Regions from separate parts of the Homo sapiens genome. Here region 1 is linked to region 2. A link is a loop called in an ENCODE intact Hi-C map of the cell type or tissue named here. Cell type or tissue: B cell. All regions are shown on one strand. Links, peaks and the distances in the headings refer to the core of each region. The heading gives the core; the rest is flanking DNA. Region 1 overlaps DTNB (dystrobrevin beta). Region 2 overlaps DTNB (dystrobrevin beta).

The links. A loop is a pair of places that touch in the nucleus more often than their neighbours do. Peaks named below come from ENCODE experiments on the same cell type or tissue, not always from the same donor. Only the 100,000 strongest peaks of a DNase experiment are listed, where the experiment ranks them.
Region 1: it touches region 2 in a loop (2.5-fold over the local background); 2 of 110 quality-filtered maps call a loop at or near these places.

The regions. Positions count from the first base shown.
Region 1 is chr2:25,447,232-25,459,896 of GRCh38, reverse strand. It overlaps DTNB (dystrobrevin beta), which reads left to right. Exons shown (of 21, transcript NM_021907.5): 11 at 4,403-4,492; 12 at 8,262-8,349. Among named protein-coding and RNA genes, the nearest start is that of DTNB-AS1, 32 kb to the right of the region's middle. RefSeq lists an enhancer at 6,645-6,704. In B cell, for the core only: no CTCF peak of the experiment used is centred there; a DNase peak (open chromatin) is centred at 6,486; H3K27ac peaks cover 716 bases.
Region 2 is chr2:25,392,975-25,402,978 of GRCh38, reverse strand. The region is part of intron 16 of DTNB (dystrobrevin beta); the gene reads left to right. Among named protein-coding and RNA genes, the nearest start is that of DTNB-AS1, 23 kb to the left of the region's middle. RefSeq lists an enhancer at 1,369-1,418. In B cell, for the core only: no CTCF peak of the experiment used is centred there; DNase peaks (open chromatin) are centred at 268 and 3,268; H3K27ac peaks cover 3,238 bases.

The DNA.
Region 1 (12,665 bases), core at 2,630-10,629, 54 kb before region 2:
GGCTCAAGTGATCCTCCCACCTCGTCCTCCCAACGTGCTGGGATTACAGACATAAGCCACCACACCCGGCCTAATGATCTTATTAAAATATAAATAATATCAGGGCCGGGTGCGGTGATTCACACCTGTAATCCCAGCACTTTGGGAGGCCTAGGTGGGTGGATCACTTGAAGTCAGGAGTTCAAGACCATCCTGGCCACCATGGCAAAACCCTGTCTCTACTAAAAATACAAAAATTAGCTGGGCATGGTGGTACACGCCTGTAATCCCAGTTACTCAGGAGGCTGAGGCAGGAGAATCACTTGAACCCAGGAGGCTGAGGTTGCAGTGAGCCAAGGTCACGCCACTGCGCTCCAGCCTGGGCAACAGAGCGAGACTCCATCTCAAGAAATAAAATAAATAAAATAAAACCATATGTCACCTCTCAATAGCTTCTCATATCAGAGTAAAAGCTAAAATACTTATAATGGCCTACAAGAGAGTTGAAAGGGATAACGTCCGAAATGAAAAATTCAATGGATGGACTTACACTGAACTTAAAGACACGGTAATACTAATTACCCAGAGTGGAGCACCGAGAGGAAAATGACTGAAAACGAACTGAGCCTCTGGGACCTGTGGGATAATGTCAGGCAGTCTAACAGACGAGAGGGAGAAAAAATATTTAAGAAACATTTTTTCCCAACTTTTCAAAGAAATTTTTACATATTCATTAAAAACTATAAACCTACAAATACTTATAAACACAACAAACTGTATGCCAGGATAAACAAAGAGAAAACTATACCAAGGCACATCAGAATCAAATTGCTGAAAATCAGTGATGAATAAAACATTTAAAAAGCAGCTAGAGAAAAAAAAAAAAGACATATTACATACCTGAACCCAAGAGTTCAAGAACAGCCTGGGCAACAAAGTGAGACCCTGTCTCTACAAAAGATTTAAAAATTAGAGCTGGGCATGGTGGCTCATGCCTGTAATCCCAGCACTTTGGGAGGCCGAGGCAGGCGGATCACGAGGTCGGGAGATCGAGACCATCCTGGCTAACACGGTGAAACCCCGTCTCTACTAAAAATACAAAAAAGTTGGCCAGCCTTGGTGGCGGGCACCTGTAGTCCCAGTTAATCAGGAGGCTGAGGCAGGAGAATGGCGTGAACCCGGGAGGTAGAGCTTGCAGTGAACAGAGATTGCACCACTGCACTCCAGCCTGGGCGACAGAGCAAGACTCCATCTCAAAAATAAATAAATAAATAAATAAATATTAGCCGGGTGTGGGGGTACACACCTGTAGCCCCAGCTACTCTGGAGACTGAGGCAGGAGGATTGCTTCAGCCCAGGAGGTTGAGGCTGCATTGATCCATGATTGCACCATGGCACTCCAGCCTGGGTGACAGAGCAAGACCCTGCCTAAAAAAAAGACATGTTACGTACCAGGAAACAAAGATAAGAACAACTGTTGATTTCTCTCTCTCTTTTTTTTTTTTTAACTGTTGATTTCTCATTAACCCTTTTCCCATTTAGAAAAAAAGTACGGCTCGCTGCCAGTGCTCCTTTAATTTTACATAAACACGCTCTTTAAGGCTGAAGCAAAGCTGACTGATTTTCAATGTGAAAATAAAATACACAAACTGTTTTTGTAGTTATTTCTAAACAGAACTAACATCAGAATCATCTGAGTCATCAGAATCATCTATTTCGGAAAAAATTGATTCATTAAATGAATCTTCAGCCAGCCGTTTGAGAACGATGTTAATAATTAACATCAGCCAGGCATGGTGGCTCACACCTGTAATCCCAGCACTTTGGGAGGCAGAGGTGGGTGGATCACAAGGTCAAGAGATCGAGACCATCCTGGCCAACATGGTGAAACCTCATCTCTACTAAAAATACAAAAAATTAGCTGAGCATGGTGGCGTGCACCTGTAGTTCCAGCTACTTGGGAGGCTGAGGCAGGAGGATGGCTTGAACCCGGGAGGCAGAGGTTGCAGTGAGCTGAGATCACGCCACTGCACTCTAGCCTGGTGACAGAGTAATACTCTGTCTCAAAAAATAATAATAATAATTAACATCATGCACAGGAATGCTACGCTTTCTAAGCTTTGGCATTTTCAGCAATCAAGAATTACAGTATTTTGTAAATGGAAATACCACTACTAAGAATAGAATGCTATAAATAGAATGATGTCTTTTCTTTCCAAAGTCCGTGTACTAGAGTGATGAGAGAATAATAATAAAAGCGAGATATTTCATGGGAAAGTTATCTCAGGGTAAATGCTGTATCTGCAAGCGCTGCCAGTGAGTATTCTCGGGACAAATGGGAAAAGGATTAAAAGCAATGCAAGCCAGAAGAAAATGGAACGGTACCTTGAAAGCACTGAGAGGACTTATTTTTCTTCATTCTAAAATATACAGATTTTCTAGCTTTTTCCACTGAGAAGGCCTAGAATCGGTGAGCCTAGAACAGTGGGCACCCTAGCATCCTGACTGCAGTCTCTAAATACTCTTTGCCAGTAAACGGAACGAGGGATCCTTAGAAGGATGGTTCATTCCAAGTCTGGGACAGGATATATAACAAACAAAACTACAGGGCCAGGCACAGTGGCTCACACCTGTATTCTCAGCACACTGGGAGGCCAAGGTGGGTGGATCACCTGAGGTCAGGAGTTCGAGACCATCCTGGCCAACATGGTGAAACCCCGTCTCTACTAAAAATACAAAAATTAGCTGGGCGTGGTGGCGCACGCCTATAATCCCAGCTACACAGGAGACTGAGGCAGGAGAATCACTTGAACTTGGGAGGCGGAGGTTTCAGTGAGCTGAGATTGCACCACTGCACTCCAGCCTGGGTGACAGAGTGATACTCCGTCTCAAAAAAAGAAAAAAAAGAAAAAAAACTAGAGCATTTTATTGTGCTAGAAAGCAGGAAAGCTAATAAGGTCTAATGGTTATATCAAAAGAACACAAGAGCCTATTACAGGAGCTCCCACTGGCCAAAGGTAGGAGAGTTTGAGCTTCAGAAAGGTGACTGGGGCCGGGCGCAGTGGCTCACACCTGTAATCCCAGCACTTTGAGAAGCTGAGGCAGGGAGATCACTTGAGGTCAGGAGTTCAAGACCAGCCTGGCCAACAGAGGCGAAAACCCGTCTCTACTAAAAATACAAAAATTAGCTGGTGGTGCACGCCTGTAATCCCAGCTACTTGGGAGGCTGAGACAGGAGAATCGCTTGAACCCAGGAGGCAGAGGTTGCAGTGACCCGAGATCATGCCATTGCACTCTAGCCTGGGAGACAAAGCGAGACTCTGTCTCAAAAAAACAAAAAAACAAAAACAAAAAAAAACCCAGAAATGTATCAGTCACATACAAACATAAAAGAAACCTACCAGCCATTTGCAAAGTGGGGACTTTGTTTGGATCTTGACTTTAATTGTAAATGGACATTTTTTAAGATTTGAGGAAATTGGCAGATGGACTGGGATACTAAAATATTTTTGTCTGTGTTTTTAGGTGTGATAATGGTGTTAGGTTGTGTGAAATGTTTTTACTATCTGATAGATGTACAGGCTCAAGTATTCCCAGGTGAAATAATTGCCTGGGGTTTGCTTTTAGCCACTCGTCCCTGCACAAAATGTTGGAGGAATGAAAATTCGATTAGATAACATTGACAAAATGTTGACATTCATTCAAGTTTTGCTATGGGTACCTGAGGGGTAGTCATTAGATTACTCTATTTTATGCAAGTTTTAATATTTCTGTAGTAAAAAGTTAGAAGACCATGTGCTTAAGGACCTTTCATGTATCTATAAGAGAGAGCCTCACTCAGAGTATATAGTGTTGCCTTATAATTAGGCGCAGTTCTAATGAGTTTGGGATGGGTACCAGTTTTATGGGAGAAATAGACTGATGCTAAAGGCAGTATCCTTATAGAAATAAAAATGTTTAACTGGCAACATGAAGTAACACTGAAAATTCTTAGATGTACACAAAAGCTTATAAAAGCATAGCGCTAGGGGGTCATGTAGTGATATTTAGTAGATTGGCTGTGCCTCAGTTGTCTTGCCAGAAGGCATCTTCTAAAAAGTGCATCATCACAGAGCGCAGCACCCGAACAAAAGTGGTACATGCGGCTCCCCTGCCGACTCAACAGGTTCTTCCCAAGGGCTGTCATGTCAGTGGGCCAGCGCCACTCCTGAAGGACTGCTTTTGTTTAAAGGATTTGAGAGATGGATTCCTGAGGATCTAACACCATATTCCATTATGCATTGTGGGTTTTTTATTGTTTTCCTTATCATGATTTATTATTTTTTAAATTTTTCTTTGAAGTTTGCTCATTTTAATCCATGTTCATTTCTCCCTCTGTATGTGTTTGTGTCACGCTTGCTGTCTTTGCCTCCATTGTTCCTAGGTTACAGTATAGCCAGGATATACCCAGTCACTTGGCCGATGAGCATGCGCTGATAGCCTCCTATGTGGCCCGTCTGCAGCACTGTGCACGGTCAGTGGTGGTGCAGCAGCAGTGGGTAGCCACGGGTGATCAGAGGGAGGGAGAGCTTTGCTACCTGGGGTTGTCAGCTGGAAAAAAAACTGCATGTCAGGTTTTTCTTGAGCAGCTACCAGCTATGTTTGGCAGAGTTAAAATAGTTGCTAAGCATTAGCTTCTACAAGAGAGGGAGGCTTGCCAAGCCTGGGCGCTGACCTAAACATGGAGTCAGACATTCTCCTTTAAAGTGGGGTTCACTTCCTTCAGCTTACACTCAAAAAATATATAAACCTATGAGGGATCGCAGTACTCACAGAGGTATCTGATGCAACCTCTTCCTGTTCATTCTTACCTAACTAATGAAATCTTTCTATTGACATTCCAAGTTTAGAGTTGATCAACCCACAGATATCCCACTTTGTCTTATCTGGGGACTTTGATACTGTCACCCTATTACATCTTTACCACCCTTTATCTGTTAGCAGGAATCTGTCAGTGTTGATTATTTAAACCGGTGATTCCCAACAATGGTATTGGGTCACTGTCACCTGAGGGTCTTTTTCCAAATTATGTAGACCCTCTCATATTATAATAGTTACATGTATTATAATAGCTCCACATTCCCCTTACCCTGAAAACTACTGCGGTAGTGACTCACTGTTAATAAGAGAATGTGTCTGATTCTTCAGTGGTTTGGGATGGAAAAACGTTTGATAACTGCTAACTATAGCAAAGTTAATCCTTTTTTTAAAAGATTTAATACCGAAAAAAGTGGTATTACTTTCAGGTAGGTCCAAAGTCTCCTGCTCACTCCATGCCCACACCCACCACCATTCTTCAAGTAGGATGACAGGTAAAGTTTAAGCAATCTAAAGCCATCCTTCCCCTACATAACAGCAAAGAAGAATCACAGTGCCAAACAACTTGGAAAGCCATGCTTTGAGATTCTTGTTCTTAGAGAGAAAACCATAATTTATAAGCTGTACACATAACAGAGGCTGAAGCTTTAAATTTTGATCTTAGTTTTGCTTATAGCATGCCATGGCTCCTTGGGAGGGTCATCTGACCTTGCTGCTACTTCCCCTAATAACAGAAGAATAAATTAATAGTCAGTTGGGAAATATACATATGAAAAAGACTTTTAAATATTATACTTTATACCGTTTTCCATAGTTTTCCTGATATGACTAAATAGCATCACTATTCTGGGGTATTTATGTATCTCTAAAGCTTGGAGAAGTAGAGTTTTCTTTTCTTTTTTTTTTTTTTTGAGACAGAGTCTCACTGTGTCGTCCAGGTTGGAGCGCAGTGGTGCCATCTCAGCTCACTGCAAGCTCTGCCTCCCGGCTTCATGCCATTCTCCTGCCTCAACCTCCCGAGTAGCTGGGACCACAGGCGCTCATCACCACACCCAGCTAATTTTTTTGTATATTTTTAGTAGAGACGGGGTCTCACTGTGTTAGCCAGGATGGTCCCGATCTCCTGACCTCGTGATCCGCCGGCCTCAGCCTCCCAAAGTGCTGGGATTACAGGCATGAGCCACTACGCCCGGCTGAGAAGTAGGGTTTTCTAAGCTTCTAAATATGTTTAATAGGCTTACCCTCTAGGAGGGAAGGAAGGGCCTGATAATTGTGTGCACTGCATCACAGAGTGTCTCCTCATCCAACAGATGATTTCTTTGCACACTGTCCCAGCCTCTTGGTCTCTAGGAACAGAGTTGTTTCACCCTAGGCAAGACAAATTCTTTATTATCACTAAAGGCAATTGTCCAGAGTGAGCAAAAGTTTCCATGGTAAAAATAGCAGCAGAATGTTTGACAAGAGACTGTTACCTAGTAATTTAGCCCAATAAGATTTATGGTAGGTTTAGCTAAGGCCCTGAAGTCTCACCTTGGCTCCCTGAACAAAAATTGGTGGCTGGTAGCCCTGGGAGAACATGATGAGTGAGTGAGTACTACATGACTTCTTGATTAGTAATCTAAGAAGCTGAGCTTCATACTTCTTCCGAGAAGTCAGAACTTTTCTGGCTAACTAATTCTGAAAATGAAAGTCAATTCAAACAGAAGAATAAGGATCCTTTCTAATCATTGACCTTAAAACCTCTCATCAACACAAGCTTCTAGTTTCTGGCTAGAAAACATAGCCAATTAAAGCAGTCTGTCATCCACACTCATGTATAAATGACAAATAGGATCAACCTTCCTAAGGAGATAGAATGTGATTGAGAAAAAGGAGCTCTTTTGCACAGAAGAACCTATTGTATCCCTTGCCAGATAACAGAGGTCAGCCACTTTAGGCCCCACTTCTTCGGCTACCAATCCCTCCATAATATGATCCACTTGTATCGTTAAGCATTCATTTTTATTGTTTTTTTTTTAATTTAAAAGATAGTTCTCTTATTTCAGACAAATACCTTTAAAGCACAAATATTATAGTTTATCTCTCACCTTGGGGCCTTGACCCTAAAATATTAAAGCCGCCTAATAGTAGTCTGTTCTTATTACAAGATCATTTTTGAGAGGGTGATCATCCTGAAGATGGATATTTGCATGCTTAAAATTATAAAGTGTTGACAAATGTCATAGGCGAAGACTCGAAGCACTTAAAAAAAAATCCCAGAAGAAAGACTAAGTTAAGCTTAAAGACTTAGCCAAAGAGATAGAAAGATTAAAAAAAAAAAAACTAGAAAAAATATAGTTGATTCTACACATGAAAAGTTCAGACAGGTCTTTATTGATTTAGCCACACCCTTCCCAGATTCCCCTCAGTAATTATAACAAACTTCGATGAGTATTGAAGTCATGTCTTTAAATTTTTCTGTATGACTTGTCATACTGCCAAACTCTGATCAAGGGTTTTTGGAAACCCAAGAACATAGGGCCAAAGTGGAGGTAAGCCACAACAGCCACCTCTGGTCATTTAGTCAACATCATCACTGTCGTCTTAAAGCATCTGCCAGTCCTAAACAGAGAATTATATAGCCACAGTCCCTATTAATCTAGGACTGTCTTGATAAGGATAAATAGCATTTGGTATACTAAAGAAGTCATGTATTTCAGAATCAGAAGTTCCATATCAGCATCCCATATGCAGAGCCAGCCTATTACTCAAGAACCCTTCCCTCATCCAGATACCACATTGTCTGATAGCCTGTCTGAATGGGTCCTTAGATTTTTAGAGTATTGGTACTCTTGTTGAAAAGTAATGCATTAAACTAATTAACTCCAAGATGGGGCTATAGATGTAGAATGAGCATAGTAAAGGAAGAGAAAGGGGCATGAAAAGGGGAATATTTGATGTCATGGAATCTTTCCAGCTTTACAGTGTGTTTGGCCTGCCCTGGCAAGGCCAAACTTTTGCTTAGCCAGTGTTAAGTATATTTTTTCTCAGCCCTCTGTTTTTCATGATGCTTTAGTTTTCTCTTGGTCTTTTTGAATTTGAGATCAAGGTCTAAAAAGTCATCAGTTTTAAACATTTGGTTAGAAATCCCTGCCTCAGACTTTGTGGGTGCCCTGTGTTTTCTCAGGCCTTGCATTCAAAATGAAGTGCCCCTTTGATGGTGGAGGAGCAGCGGGGATGTGCTGCCAGTGAGGAATGACAAATGTGGCCTCCTCATTTCTCTAAATCCCCTTTTTTTCAGAAGACCATTAGTATCTATGACCCAGGCCTCTAGTTCTTTTATTACCATTCTTTTATGAGCTTTTCTTCCATCTGTTCTTTCTGAGAATGGAACAAGAATAAGGGATGTTTAATAGACACTTGTTGCATTTTTATTTCCTTGGCAGTGTTCTGGACAGTCCTAGCCGACTGGATGAGGAACACCGTCTTATAGCTCGCTATGCTGCCCGGCTGGCTGCAGAAGCAGGAAACGTGGTAAGTTAATGGAGGATCCCAGGAGAGTAGCAGAAATTAGCATTACTTTAATATGCAAATGGAAAGGGAATAGTAGACATGAAATTTAGGAGAACAGGTACCTCGGGGACACTTTCCACTTTTCCACATGCTAAGAGTAGAAGGAAACTTCCTCACCCTGATAAAGAACACCTACAAAAACCTACAGTTAAGATCACACCTACAGTTTAAATTTTGAAATATTTCCCCCTAATATTGGGAACAATTCAGAGATATCCACTTTCACCACCTCTATTCTAAATTATACTGGAGGACCTAATTAATGCAACAAGACAAGAAGAAAGGGGTATAAATATTGGAAAGACAGAAGTAAAGCAGTCTTTATTTGAAGATGACATGATTGTGCATATGAAGTCCTAAGAAATCTAAAAAAACACTAGTAGAACAGATAAGTAAATTTTATAGTATTGCTACAAGATATAAAGTGTATATCCCAGCACCTTGGGAGGCTGAGGCGGGCAGATCACTTGAGCTCAGGAGTTTGAGACCACCCTCTGGCAGCATAGTGAAATGCTGTCTCTATAAAAAATACAAAAATTAGCCAGGTGTGGTAGCACGCACCTGTAGTCCCAGATGCTGGGAAGGCTGAGGTGGGAAGATTAGTTGAGCCCGGGGAGGTCAAGGCTGCAGTGAGCCATGATTGTTCCACTGCACTCCAGCCTGGGCAACAGAGCAAGACCCTGTCTCACAAAAAGAAAAATACTATTTACTGTAGCATTAAAAATACCAAATACTTATGGATAAATTTAATGGAAGATGTTCAAGTCTGAAAACTGTAAAACATTGCTAAAAGAAATTAAAGAAAACCTAAATAAATGAAGAGGTATGCCATATTGATGGATTAAAAGATTTAATATTGTTAGGATGGCAGATTTTCCTAAATTGATCTATAGATTTAATACCAATTCAAATCTCAACAGGCTTTTTTATAGAAATTAGCAAACTGTTTTTAAAATGTATTTGGAGAACCAAAGGACCTAGAATAACCATAACAGTCTTGAAAAAGAAAAACAAAGTTGGCAGACTTAATCCTACTTGACATTAAGACTTACTATAAAGCTATAGTAATCAAGAAAGTAAGATACTGGCAAAAGGATGAACAAATAAATCAAAGGAACAGAATAGAGTATCCATAAAAGACACTCATGTGTAAGGTCAAATGACTTTCAACAAAGGTAAGAAGCAAATCAGTCAGAAAAGGAAACTCTTTCTATTTTTAACAAATGCTGTTGGAACAACTGGATATCTACACAGGGAAGAAAAGAATCTCAACCCCTGCCTCATACCATACAAATAAATCAATTTGAAATGTATCATAAACTTAAACATAAAAGCTAAAACCATAAAGCTACTAAAAGTATAGGAGAATAATTCTTCATTCTCTTAGGAAGAATAAAAATTCATTAGAGTTTATAGGGATCACAAACCATTTTAAAAATTGATAAATTAGACCCTATCAAATGTAAAATCTTTTGCTCATTAGAAGATACTATTCAAGGCAGGCGGGTCACAAGGTCAGGAGATCGAGACTATCCTGGCTAACACGGTGAAACCCCATATCTACTAAAAATACAAAAAATTAGCCGGGCGTGGCAGTGTGCGCCTGTAGTCCCAGCTACTTGGGAGGCTAAGGCAGGAGGATGGCATGAACCTGGGAGGTGGAGCTTGCAGTGAGCCAAGATCACGCCACTGTACTCCACCCTGGGTGACAGAGCGAGACTCTGTCAAAAAAAAAAAAAAGAAAAAGAAAAACAGACAAACCACTATCTGAAAGAAAATATTTGCAAAACATGTCTGACAAAGGACAGAATATATAAAGAATTCCTGCACCTCAGCAATAAAAAGACAAGCCTTTTTTAAAAAATGAGCAAAAGACTTGAACAGATATTCCACAAAGAAGATATGCCAGTGGCCAATAAGCACATGAAAATGTGCTTGATATCATTAATCATCAGGAAAATGCCAATGATACCACTGTATACCCACCAGAATGGCTACAATGAAAAAGTTGGATGATACCAAATGTTGGAGAGGATGTGGAGCAACCAGAAATCTCACCCTGTTGTTGGCGGGCCTATAAAATCATACAGCTACTTTGGAAAACTATTTGGCAGTTTCTTAAAGAAGCAAAATTTATACTATGACCCAGCAATTCTACTCTTAGATATTTATCCAAGAGAAATGAAAACATGTTCACAAAAAGCGTTGTACAAGAATGTTCATAGCAGTTCAATTCATAATAGCTGGAATAGCCCACGTAGTTATCAACAGAATAGATAAACAAGATGTGTTATATTCATACAATAGAATTGTCTCAACACAAAAAGGAATAACATTGATACATGCAACGACATTGGTGAATATCAAAAATATTATGAGTAGTAAAAGAAGCCAGACAAAAAAAGTACGTACTGTTTTTTTCTATGTGAAATTCTAGAATAGGCAAACTAACTTATCCTTTGCCATAAGTTAATCATCAACTCCTAATCATAATCAGATAAGAGGCTGTTTCTAGAAATGGAAATATTGAAGAGAGACGAGGAAACTTTCTGACTTGATAGAAATATTCCACATTTCAATAGGGGTGTGGGTTGCAGGAGTGTACATTTGTCAAAACGGATTAAATGAAATACTTTTTTTTTTTTTTTTTTTTGAGATGGAATCTTGCTCTGTCGCCCAGGTTGGAGTGCAATGTGGCACGATCTCAGCTCACTGCAAGCTCTGCCTCCTGGGTTCACACCATTCTCCTGCCTCAGCCTCCTGAGTAGCTGGGACTACAGGTGCCCGCCACCACGCCCGGCTAATTTTTTGTATTTTTAGTAGAGATGGGGTTTCACCGTGTTAGCCAGGATGGTCTCGATCTCCTGACCTCATGATCCGCCTGCCTCGGCCTCCCAAAGTGCTGGGATTACAGGCGTGAGCCACCGCGCCCGTCAATGGAATACTTAAGATCTAAGTATTATATCTCAATTAAAACAAAAAGGAACCAAGAATGTTGAATAAGGGTTTGATTGAAATAGGAAGTGGCTCCCCAGGGATTTGCAGTGTGTTTCCTGCAATTTTGAAATATTCATAATAAAATGTTTTCTCTTTTCCTTCTCCTTTTTCAATTCTTTACTTTCTTTGAGGAGTTATGTTCACATTAATATTCACCCACCCCCAACCAGCCACACACACTCATTTTATTCATTCAGCAAATACTTCTTTTGTTGCTGTACTGTGCCAGATTGGATACTATGGTGGACAAATGATTCCTGCCCTCATGGAACTAACAGTGTAGTGACAGAGACAAACATTAAACAAATAATCACACTACTAAACATAACTACAAATTATTATGTGCAGTGGAGGAAAAATGCAGGGAGCTGTGGAAGTGTAGAGCAGGTGCCTGATCTATTCTGGAGAGTAAGGGATAGCTTCTGTGAGAAAGTGTTACTTGAGTTGGGATCTGAAAATAAGTAGAAGAGAATTCAATTTCCTAGGAATTGAAAAGTAACTGAAAACCAAAGCAGGCCAAGAGCTACTGTTGCTGTCACTACTACTGCCACCCCTGCCCTGTGCTTGAATGTCAATTGTCAGGAATTTGTGTGGCAAAACCTCGGTTACGTGCAAAGTGAAGAGTTGGAAATGAGGTTCTCACATTAAGGTAGGCCCTTGAAGCATTATACCCTTGGTGAATATGTTGTATAAAAGATAACTAGGCCGGGCATGGTGGCTCACTCCTGTAATCCCAGGACTTTGGGAGGCCGAGGTGGGTGGATCACCTGAGGTAAGGAGTTCAAGACCAGCCTGGGCAACATGGTGAAACCCCGTCTCTACTAAAAATACAAAAAAAAATTAGCCAGGTGTGGTGGCATACGCCTGTAATCCCAGCTTCTTGGGAAACTGAGGCAGGAGAATCACTTGAGCCCAGGAGGCAGAGGTTGCAGTGAGCTGAGATCGCACCACTGTACTCCAGCCTGGGCAACAGAGCAAGACTCTTGTCTCAAAAAAAAAAAAAAAAAAAAAAGATAACTAGCTGCCAGCACACAGAAAAAGAAAGCTTATAGGTCTCCTGTTGCAGTGGAAGAAGTCGTCTCCTCTGGAAATTCAAAACCTTAGGCCTGTCTATACTTACTTTGGGTACATTTACATTACGTTATAGTTTGAGAATCACCAAGGTGAAATTTTAACATTAAAACTAACCCCAAGGCACCTGGTAGAAGCAGCACAGTATAAATTTCTGCTTACATTCTCAATTGAGACCTAACAGTGCTCCCACTGAAAGAGTCCAACTA
Region 2 (10,004 bases), core at 1-8,000:
TTTTAATAGGTTGTTCTTTGTCCCAGAAATTTAATACACCTTCTTCCTTCTACTAAGAAAGATAATTGTACACCTTGCCCTCACTCTTTAATTCTTAGCATAAGCTTTGTCTTCTATATAATTTAGTGTAACTTGAATAGGGACAGAATCATGAAGATTGAGAACCCTAACTTTCTGCCATTGGCAACACCGTGATCACAAATCATCCAGCAGTCCTAGAATAGCTGCTTCCTGTCTTACCGCAGCTTGCCTCACCAGCCATCACAGTGAGTGACAGGTTATGCATGAGCCCTGAGGTTTCTGACATGATATGGAAACAAACAGGTGTCACCCCTCTGCAGAGAGACCCCATGGCAGACTTTCTGGTGGCCTCATCCTTCCAACAGACACATAATAGGTAAATGTGTGTTAGCGGTGGTGAGAGACTTCATAAAACTCTTTAGCCCCTCTCTCCAGTGTCTAGAAGCCAAGTTCATCTTTAAAAGACTCCACTTTCATGCTGACCAAGGGTGTTGAAAAAAATAGAAAATAAGAATAAATAAAAGACTCCGCAGCACTTAAGCTTGCAGGTGGGCGCCTCTGCTAAGCAGGGAAGGTGTCCAGGCACATTCATTGCCTGCTTCCTTGCTCACGGCCATTGGGTTGCCTCTCTCCTTCACCCTCATTCTCCATTCTCTGAGCACTTCCATTGCCAGTCCTAACTCCCAATAGTCTTAACTCTTGTCGTGTGAGGCGGTTATTTCCAACTCTCACAGCAGGACAGACAGTGCAGCATCAGATAGCCCCATCACCTCTCCCTCGTTTCACGTCCACTTTGATGAGACAGCTGCATCTTCCTAGCATGGTCACCACCAGCACCAGCTCAAAATAGTTATGTGGGGTTTTTAACTTTTTCTTGAAGAGAAAAATGGACAAAGGCTGTTCTCTACATATCCCAGTTCTCTATACATTCACGGTTGCCTAAATTTCAGACTTGCAGCAACTCTCTCCCATCATTGTTTTTTGTTTCTCTGAGAGGGCCTCTGAAAATCGGCAGCAAAGAGACCACTTTGTTTAATTTAAATACACGGCAGCAAAATGAAGGTAATTGTCCACACAGGCCATCTGCTACCTGGCAGGTGTCCATGAGTCAGGGAGATAGAAATGGAGACTAAAGTGTCTTCCATTCTGTTACCATGATAACAGCTTAGCTCCAAGTTGTAGTTGCGTGTGCGTGTGGAGGGGGATGCAGTTATGAATGCTCTGCAGAGGGCATTAACTCTTAAAGTCAGGCCTTTTGCCACAAGTCTCTCTGGCCTTGTTTACCTGACTATAATGTGTGCCAGGAGGATTAAAAATTCTTCCCTATTCCATGAGGAAAAAGAAAGAAGGGAAGTCCTATTTTTGGAGCCCCTACTAAGTGCCAGGCATCATGCTGGGGCCACCCAAGCATGGCCAAGAACAGTGCAGTATCATTTTCCTACTAAAGACACTGCCTTTCTCTCCGTGCAGCTGGTCTCCTGGCCAGTTCTCTCTGCCACAGCATGTGCGTCCCTGCCTCTGTGCTCAGATGCAGAGCTGGTGAAGGATCCCCGTGTCCTCAGGGCACCTTCTCTGGCATTTTCTATACCTGTTTTGGCTCCAACAAGAGATTGTTTTTATACATAAGAGATTTTCATAATCCCTGTATTCTCCTTTCTCACATTTCCTTACTGGGAATGAAATTGACTGTCCCCTGGAAAATCACGGTTAGTGTCAGTCATCAGAAGTCTTGACTGATCCATGTTCCTTTTAGTCTCAGAAACATTGTGCTGTGATCCCAATATGCTTAGTTTTCCGCCAGCAGTTTGAGGCAATTAGCAGACCCAGGGACCAGTCCTAGCCTGTCTACTGATTTTGTGTGTGACCTTGTGACCTCTCTTGACCTCAGCCTCCTCAAATGAAAAATGAATGTTGGACTAAAACAAGCTAGTTTGCTGGGGTCATGAACCCTCTGATTTTGTAATTTCTGAACACTTTTCTTGGAACATGATGCAGAGCTTTCTCGGGTTCTCAGGGTCTTTGCTGATTTGAAAATGAAGAGCCAGCAGTCTAGAGAGCTTATCAGATTGTAATGTTTCACTGGCTCTACATTTGCAACAGAATTGTTTCCAACTGTTATACAAGGGACCTCTGTATTGAGAGAACCTGAGTCACAGGGCATTTATTGTGTTTAGTTATTGGTTAGACCCATGATTGGCCTGTGCTGGACTCAAGCCTTTGTTACAGCTTGTACTACAACAAGATTCCACTCCTTATATCAGGAAACCTTAAAACACTGAGTAGCACATTGCAGAGCTTCCCTTGCTTCTCCAGGCGAATTGCCCTCTCCTGGCAGCTGAAACCCAGAGGCACAAGAGTCTTTTGTGCCTATCATTGGACAACATATCCCCATCCTTGGAGCCACCTGACTAGTTGCTCTACCTTTGCAGATTTCTAGGTGTTTCTCAGGTTTCCTGTAATCTCAGGGTGCCAACTGTGATGCCTCCCCCTCCCCAAGTCTCCCACTGTGCCGCGTATTCTAGACTGGTTCGCGTTGAGCGGAGTGTTCAGCAGTCTCCATGGAGAAGGGCCTGCCTCTCTGAACATAAAGCCCATCTGTGCTTTTGAGACGAGGTGCATTTGCACAGTGCGGTGCTCCATCTTGATTTTTAGTGTGTTCTGTCTGGCCTGTGCCTATCAAGTAAACAGAAGGAACAAACTCCAGCCAGATTCAGAGGTGATTGTCAGCATGTCAGGAATGTTGCTGTGCACAGAAGGTTTCTCAGACTGCATGTGCGCCACACACTCCAGTTTGTACTTATTTAGTTAGAAGGACCTTATTTCAGACTCTTTCCTGAGATAGTTCCATCTTATACAGAGTATCCTGCTCCCTACACCTCCTCATCAGCATCATCTGTACAAGGCCTACGTGGCCAGCAGCTGTGGTACGGACTCCACTTGTGAGAAAGGAAAGTTAGAAGCAGAATATGCCATGACGTGACCGAGATGCTGCTGGGACCCCAGAAGAGCATTCCTCACTGACAGAATGGTCAGAACTGAAGCAAAGTGTTGGTTCTTGCCATGTCTGAGACGAGGTTAACTTAGCGAAGATCATAGGTCACAGAATTTTATATCTGAAAAATACAGTTTTTATCCCAGACAAGTGATATCCCACTTGTCTGATTCATTAGCAGCGAGTCACTAGGCCTAGCCCACATTGAAGGGGAGGAGACTCCACCCGGATATGAATGCAGGGGAGGGTCCCTTGGGGCCATCTCAGAGGTCTGGTGACCACATTTGCTTATCTAGTTAAAGTATCTCACATAAAGATTCACTGGTTGGCTGGGCCCAGCACTCCTGTAATCACAGCACTTTGGGAGGCTGAGGTGGGCAGATCACATGAGAACAGGAGTTCAAGACCAGCCTGGCCAACATGGCAAAACTCCATCTCTACTAAAAATACAAAAATTAGCCAGATGTGGTGGTGCATGTCTGTAATCCCAGCTACTCAGGAAGCTGAGGCACGAGAATCACTTGAACCCAGGAGGTGGAGGTTGCAGTGAGCCAAGATCACACCACTGTGCTCTAGCCTGGGAAACAGCAAGATCCTGTCTAAAAAAAAAAAAAAGGTCAGGGGCGATGGCTCACGCCTGTAATCCCAGCACTTTGGGAAGCCAAGCGAGGCAGGTGGATCATGAGGCCAAGAGATTGAGACTATCCTGGCCAACATGGTGAAACCCCATCTCTACTAAAAATACAAAAATTAGCTGGGCATGGTGGTGCACGCCTGTAGTCCCAGCTACTCAGGAGGCTGAGGCAGGAGAATCATTTGAACCCAGGAGGCAGAGGTTGCAGTGAGCCGAGATCGCGCCACTGCACTCCAGCCTGGTGACAGAGAGATTCCGTCTCAAAAAAGAAAAGATTCACTGACGACTGATAGATGTATTACTTCCTGGAGATTACTACCTGCTCCAGCACTTTTCCTGCTCTTTTCCACTTTTCATTACAGAAGAAAAAGGGCCAAAAATGTGATGCACTTCATTGTCATTTAACAAGTATTTATTAAGAATTTACCTGTGCTGAGCACAGGGATTCAGAGGATGGAATTTAAGAAGTGAGATAGTGCTGTGATGGAGACACACAAGATTCCGTGGGAGTATCTCAGAAAGACATTGTCTCATCCTAGAGGAGATAGTAGTGAGACTGATGCCCAGGGGACCAGCAGGAGCCAATCAGACAGCATGGGGGAGAGTAGTGCTCCCAGCAGAGGGAGTGGCAAGAGAGAGCAGAGTCCCATCAACAGAGTCAAGTGTGGATGGGCCCACACTTTTGCTTTTTTGTCAAAACCACCAAGGAACAGAGTTGGTTGACATCCCTTGCGTGATGTATATCTCATCCAAGATCGGCTCCGGTCTCCAGGCTTCCTGAACCCTTAGCCTCAGGCCTGGCGAAAGCCCATGCATATTGGTGAGCTATCACTTGTGCCTCTGACCCACCCAGGATTGCAAACTGGTATTACCCTACACAAACCAGAATTCACGGAGGGCCCTGACAGCTCTGTCCTGGCTTCATTTTCATCCAGTGTGATCCTAACGCCAAGGGCTGGGGCATAAGACCCATGGAGAAATAACACCTGCCCAGGAGTCGTAGCTTTTCTCTTTCAACTGCTCTGAACAAACACAACTTCTAGAATCTGGTTTTTATCTTCCTCAGAAGGCATGCCCTAGGTAATGATCCCAGGAAGAGGGTCTGATTATTTCCAGGCTGATGGTGGGCAGGAGGTTTCACTTCCAGATACTAGAGCTTTAGACACATGTGGCTGGCCACCCTGCCTACCCCTCTTGTCTCATCCCCCATCATCATTTCAATATCAAAGTATTTGCAAAGGTTCAGTGTCATGCTGTTATGAAGCAGCCTGGATGTTCACCTGGGTCCTATGACTCTGATGTGCGGTCCTCAGGCCATGGTGCCTGGCCCAGATCATGCAGAGGGAGATTCCTGAGTCCTCGCCATATGTTTAATGCTGGCTGGGCCATCTGTCTTACAGTGAAGTGTGTTAGCATTTCAGAGGTCATTCTTTTTTTTTTTTTTTTTTTTTTTTGAGACAGTCTTGCTCTGTCACCCAGGCTGGAGGGCAGTGGCAGGATTTTGGCTCACTGCAAGCTCCACCTCCTGGGTTCAAGCGATTCTCCTGCGTCAGCCTTCTGAGTAGCTGGGATTATAGGCATGCGCCACCATGCCCAGCTAATTTTTGTATGTTTAGTAGAGACAGGGTTTCGCCATGTTGGCCAGGCTGGTCTCAAACTCCTCACCTTAGGTGATGCACCTACCTCGGCCTCCCAAAGTGCTGGGATTACAGGCATGAGCCACCGGGCCCGGCCCATTTTTGTTCTTTAAGTGGATTTAATTTCCATCTTGAGTTCCTACGCTGTCTGAACTGGTCACTTAATCTAGGCATTTCCAGGCAAACTCGAAACCAGCCCTCAGAGATTCTTATCCTGCTTCCTGTGCCCTGAGATTTGCCTATTCTGGACATTTTATATAAATGGGATCATACGATATGTGGTCTTCTGTGACTGGCTTCTGTGACTGGCTTCTTGCACGTAGCATACTGTTTTCTTTCTTTTTTTTTTTTTTTTTTGAGACAGAGTCTCTTTCTGTCATCCAGGCTGGAGTGCAGTGGCGCTATCTCAGCTCACTGCAGCCTCTGCCTCCCAGATTCAAGCAATTCTTCTCCCTTGGCCTCCTGAATTGATGGACATTTGAATTGTTTTTACTTTTTGGCTATGTCGAATAACGCTGCTATGAACATTTGGGTTCAGATTTTTGTGTGGACATGTTTTCATGTCTCATGGATATATACCTAGGAATGGAATTGCTGCCAGTCTGTCCAAAGCAGCTGCACTATTTTACTTTTTTTTGGGTGGGGGAGGTGGGGGTGTGGGGGTGGTATTTGGTCTTTATTCCGTAGATGGCTTAAAGAAATTCAGTTATCTAAAATCTCAGGACAAATTTATCCCTTTTATCTTATATTCAATTCAGAAATTGTTGAGATTTTCCTAGAATCACAGTCTGCAAATACATGACAGTGAAGGATTGGAAGGTGGTAATAGGAAAAGTAGCTGGGGAGACAAAACAGTGCCCAGACTGAGGTTTTAATGTTAGGAAAAAAGAACATTAATGATACTGCAGAATGGTCACAAGAGCTATCCCTAGCACCAGTCTTTTTTTTTTTTTTTTTTTTTTTAGTTCCTTTTATTAATTTCAATAGGTTTTGGGGGAACATGGCGGGAGGGGCAGATTTGGTTACATGGATAAGTTCTTTAGTGATTTCTGAGGTTTTGGTGCCCCCGTCACCCAAGCAGTGTACACTGTACCCAATGTGTAGTCTTTTATCCCTCACCCCCCTCCCACCCTTTCCCTCAAGTCCCAAAAGTCCAGTGTATCATTCTTTTTTTTTTTCCTCCTGAGACAGTGTCTTGCTCTGTTGCCTAGGCTGGAGTGCAGTGACACAATCTCAGTTCACTGCACCCTCCGCCTCCTGGGTTCAAGGGATTCTCCTGCCTCAGCCTCCCAAGTAGCTGGTATTACAGACATGAACCACCACATCTGGCTAATTTTTGTATTTTTAGTAGAGATGGAGTTTCACCATGTTGGCCAGGCTGGTCTCGAACTCCTGTCCTCAAGTGATCCGCCCATCTTGGCCTCCCAAAGTGCTGGGATTGCAGACCAGTGTATCATTCTTACACCTTTGCATTCTCATAGCTTAGCTCCCACTTATGGATAAGAACAACGATGTTTGGTTTTCCATTCCTGAGTCACTTCACTTAGAATAATGGTCTCCAGTTCCATCCAGGTTGCTGTGAATGCCATTGTTTTGTTCCTTTTTATGACTGAATAGTATTCCATGGTATGCATTTACCACATTTTCTTTATCCACTCGTTGATTGATGGGCATTTGGGCTGGTTCCATATTTTTGCAATTGTGAATTGTCCTAGCACCAGTCTTCAGGAGGGAGGGAGGGAATATTTAATTACAGCTCCTTATATGTAATTCTGGGCTACATTTTTTAACTTGTCTATTAATCCTTTTATAATATTCCATATTATGTAAGAGAAAACTAAGATTCAGTAGGATTAATTTATTTACTCAAAGAAAATGTTGAAATAAGAATGCAAATTCCATCTCTAGTGCTTTCTTCACAACATAAATTTTTATCTAGCTTCCTTGCTCACTGGAAGTACCTTTATCAATTACATGAGAAATACCTACAAATCAGTTGCAATGATTTATTCATGTATTAATTTGTTTAATCATGATTTTGTCACATAGATTTTGAATATTTGCTATTGCTAGAAACTGATGCTGATGTGGTTAGAGAGATGTATGTAAATATTTAAATATACATAAATATATATTTATATTTATATTTATGTATATATTGTGATTTATATATTTATGTACATAAATATACATGTATATTATGTAATTGGTATATTTATGTGTATTTATGTATTTACAAATATGTATACTGTGATTTATATATTTATGTATACATATTATGTGATACATAAACTTTTAAATTTTTTAATTTTTTTATTTCAATAGGTTTTTGGGGAACAGGTAGTATTTGATTACATGAATAAGTTTGTTAGTGGTGATTTCTGAGATTTTGGTGTACCCATCATCCAAGCAGTGTACACTGTACCCCATGTGTAGTCTTTTATCCTTTTCCACACCCCACCCTTTCCCCGAGTCCCCAAAGTCCAATATATCATTCTTAGGCCTTTGTGTCCTCATAGCTAAGCTCCCACATATGAGTGAGAATGTACAATGTTTGGTTTTCCATTCCTGAGTTACTTCACTTAGAAAAATAGTCTCCAATTCCATCCAGGTGGCTGTGAATGCCATTATTTCATTCTTTTTTATAGCTGAGTAGTATTCCATGGTGTATCTATCCCATTTGTTTTACCCACTCATTGATTGATGGGCATTTGGGCTGGTTCCATATTTTTGCAATTGCAAATTGTGCTGCTATAAACATGCGTATGCAAGTATCTTTTTTGTATAATGACTTACTTCCCTGTAGGTAGATACCTAGTAATGGGATTGCTGGATCAAACAGTAGATCTACTTTTAGTTCTTTAAGGAATCACCACACTGTTTTTCATAGTAGTTGTACTAGTTTACATTCCCACCAACAGTGTAAAAGTGTTCCTTTTTCACTGCATTCACACCGACATCTATTATTTTTTGAGCTTTTTATTGCCATTCTTGTAAGAGTAAGGTGGTATTGCATTGTAATTTTGATTTGCATTTCCCTGATAATTAGTAATTTGAGCATTTTTCCATATACTTGTTGGCCATTTGTATACCATCTTTTGAGAATTTTCTATTCATGTCCTTAGCCCACTTTTTTATGGGATTATTTTTTTCTTGCTGATTTGTTTTCTTTGTAGATTCTGAATATTAGTCCTGTGTCAGATGTATAGTTTGTGAAGATTTTCTTCCACTCTGTGGGTTGTTTGTTAACTTTGCTGATTATTTCTTTTGCTGTGCAGAAGCTATTTAGTTTAATTAAGTCCCATCTATTTATCTTTGTTTGTTGCATTTGCTTTTGGGTTCTCGGTCATGGAGTCTTTGCCTAAGCCAATGTCTAGAAGGGTTTTTCCAATGTTATCTTCTAGAATCTTTATGGTTTCAGGTCTTAGATTTAAGTCTTTGATCCAACCTGAGTTGATTTTTGTATAAGGTGAGAGATGAGGATCCAGTTTCATTCTTCTATGTGTCTTGCCAGTTATCTCAGCATCATTTGTTAAGTAGGGTGTCCTTTCCCCATTTTTTGTTTTTGTTTGCTTTGTCAAAGATCAGTTGGGTGTAAGTATTTGGCTTTATTTCTGGGTTCCCTATTGTGTTCCATTGGTGTATGTGCCTATTTTTATACCAGTACCATGCTGTTTTGATGACTGAGGCCTTATAGCATAGTTTGAAGTTGAGTAATGTGATGCCTCCAGATTTATTCTTTTTGCTTAGTCTTGCTGTGGCTATGTGGGCTCTTTTTTGGTTCCATATGAATTTAAGGGTTGTTTTTTCTAGTCCTGTGAGGAATGATGGTGGTATTTTGATGGGAATTGCATTGAATTTGTAGATTGCTTTTGGCAGTATGATTATTTTCACAATATTGACTCTACCCATCCATGAGCATGGGATGTGTTTCCATTTGTTCATGTCATCTATGATTTCTTTCAGCAGTGTTTTATAGTTTTCCTTATAGAGGTCTTTCATATCCTTAGTTAGGTATATTCCTAAGTATTTTATTTTATTTTATTTTATTTTTTGCAGGTATTCTGAAAGGGGTTGAGTTCTTGATTTGATTCTCAGCTTGGTCGCTGTTGATATATAGCAGAGCTACTGATTTGTGTACAATAATTTTGTATCCTGAAACTTTGCTGAATTCATTTACCAGTTCTAGGAGCTTTTTGGATGAGTCTTTAGAATTTTCTAGGTATACAATCATATAATCAGCAAACAGTGACAGTTTGACTTCCTCTTTACCGATTTGGATGCCCTTTCTTTCTTTCTCTTGTCTGATTGCTCTGGCTAGGACTTCCAGTACTATGTTGAATAGAAGTGGTGAAAGTGAGCATCCTTGTCTTGTTCCAGTTCTCAGGGGGAATGCTCTCAACTTTTCCCTGTTCAGTATAATATTGGCTCTGGGTTTGTCATAGATGGCTTTTATTACATTAAGGTATGTCCCTTCTATGCCAGTTTTGCTGAGGGTTTTAGTCATAAAGCGATGCTGGATTTTGTCTAATGCTTTTTCTGCATTTATTGGATCATGTGATTTTTGTTTTTAATTCTGTTTATGTGGTATATCACATTTATTGACTTACGTATGTTAAACCATCCCTGTGTCCCTGGTATGAAACCCACTTGATCATGGTGGATTATCTTTTTGATATGCTGTTGGATTTGGTTCACTAGTATTTTTTTGAGGATTTGT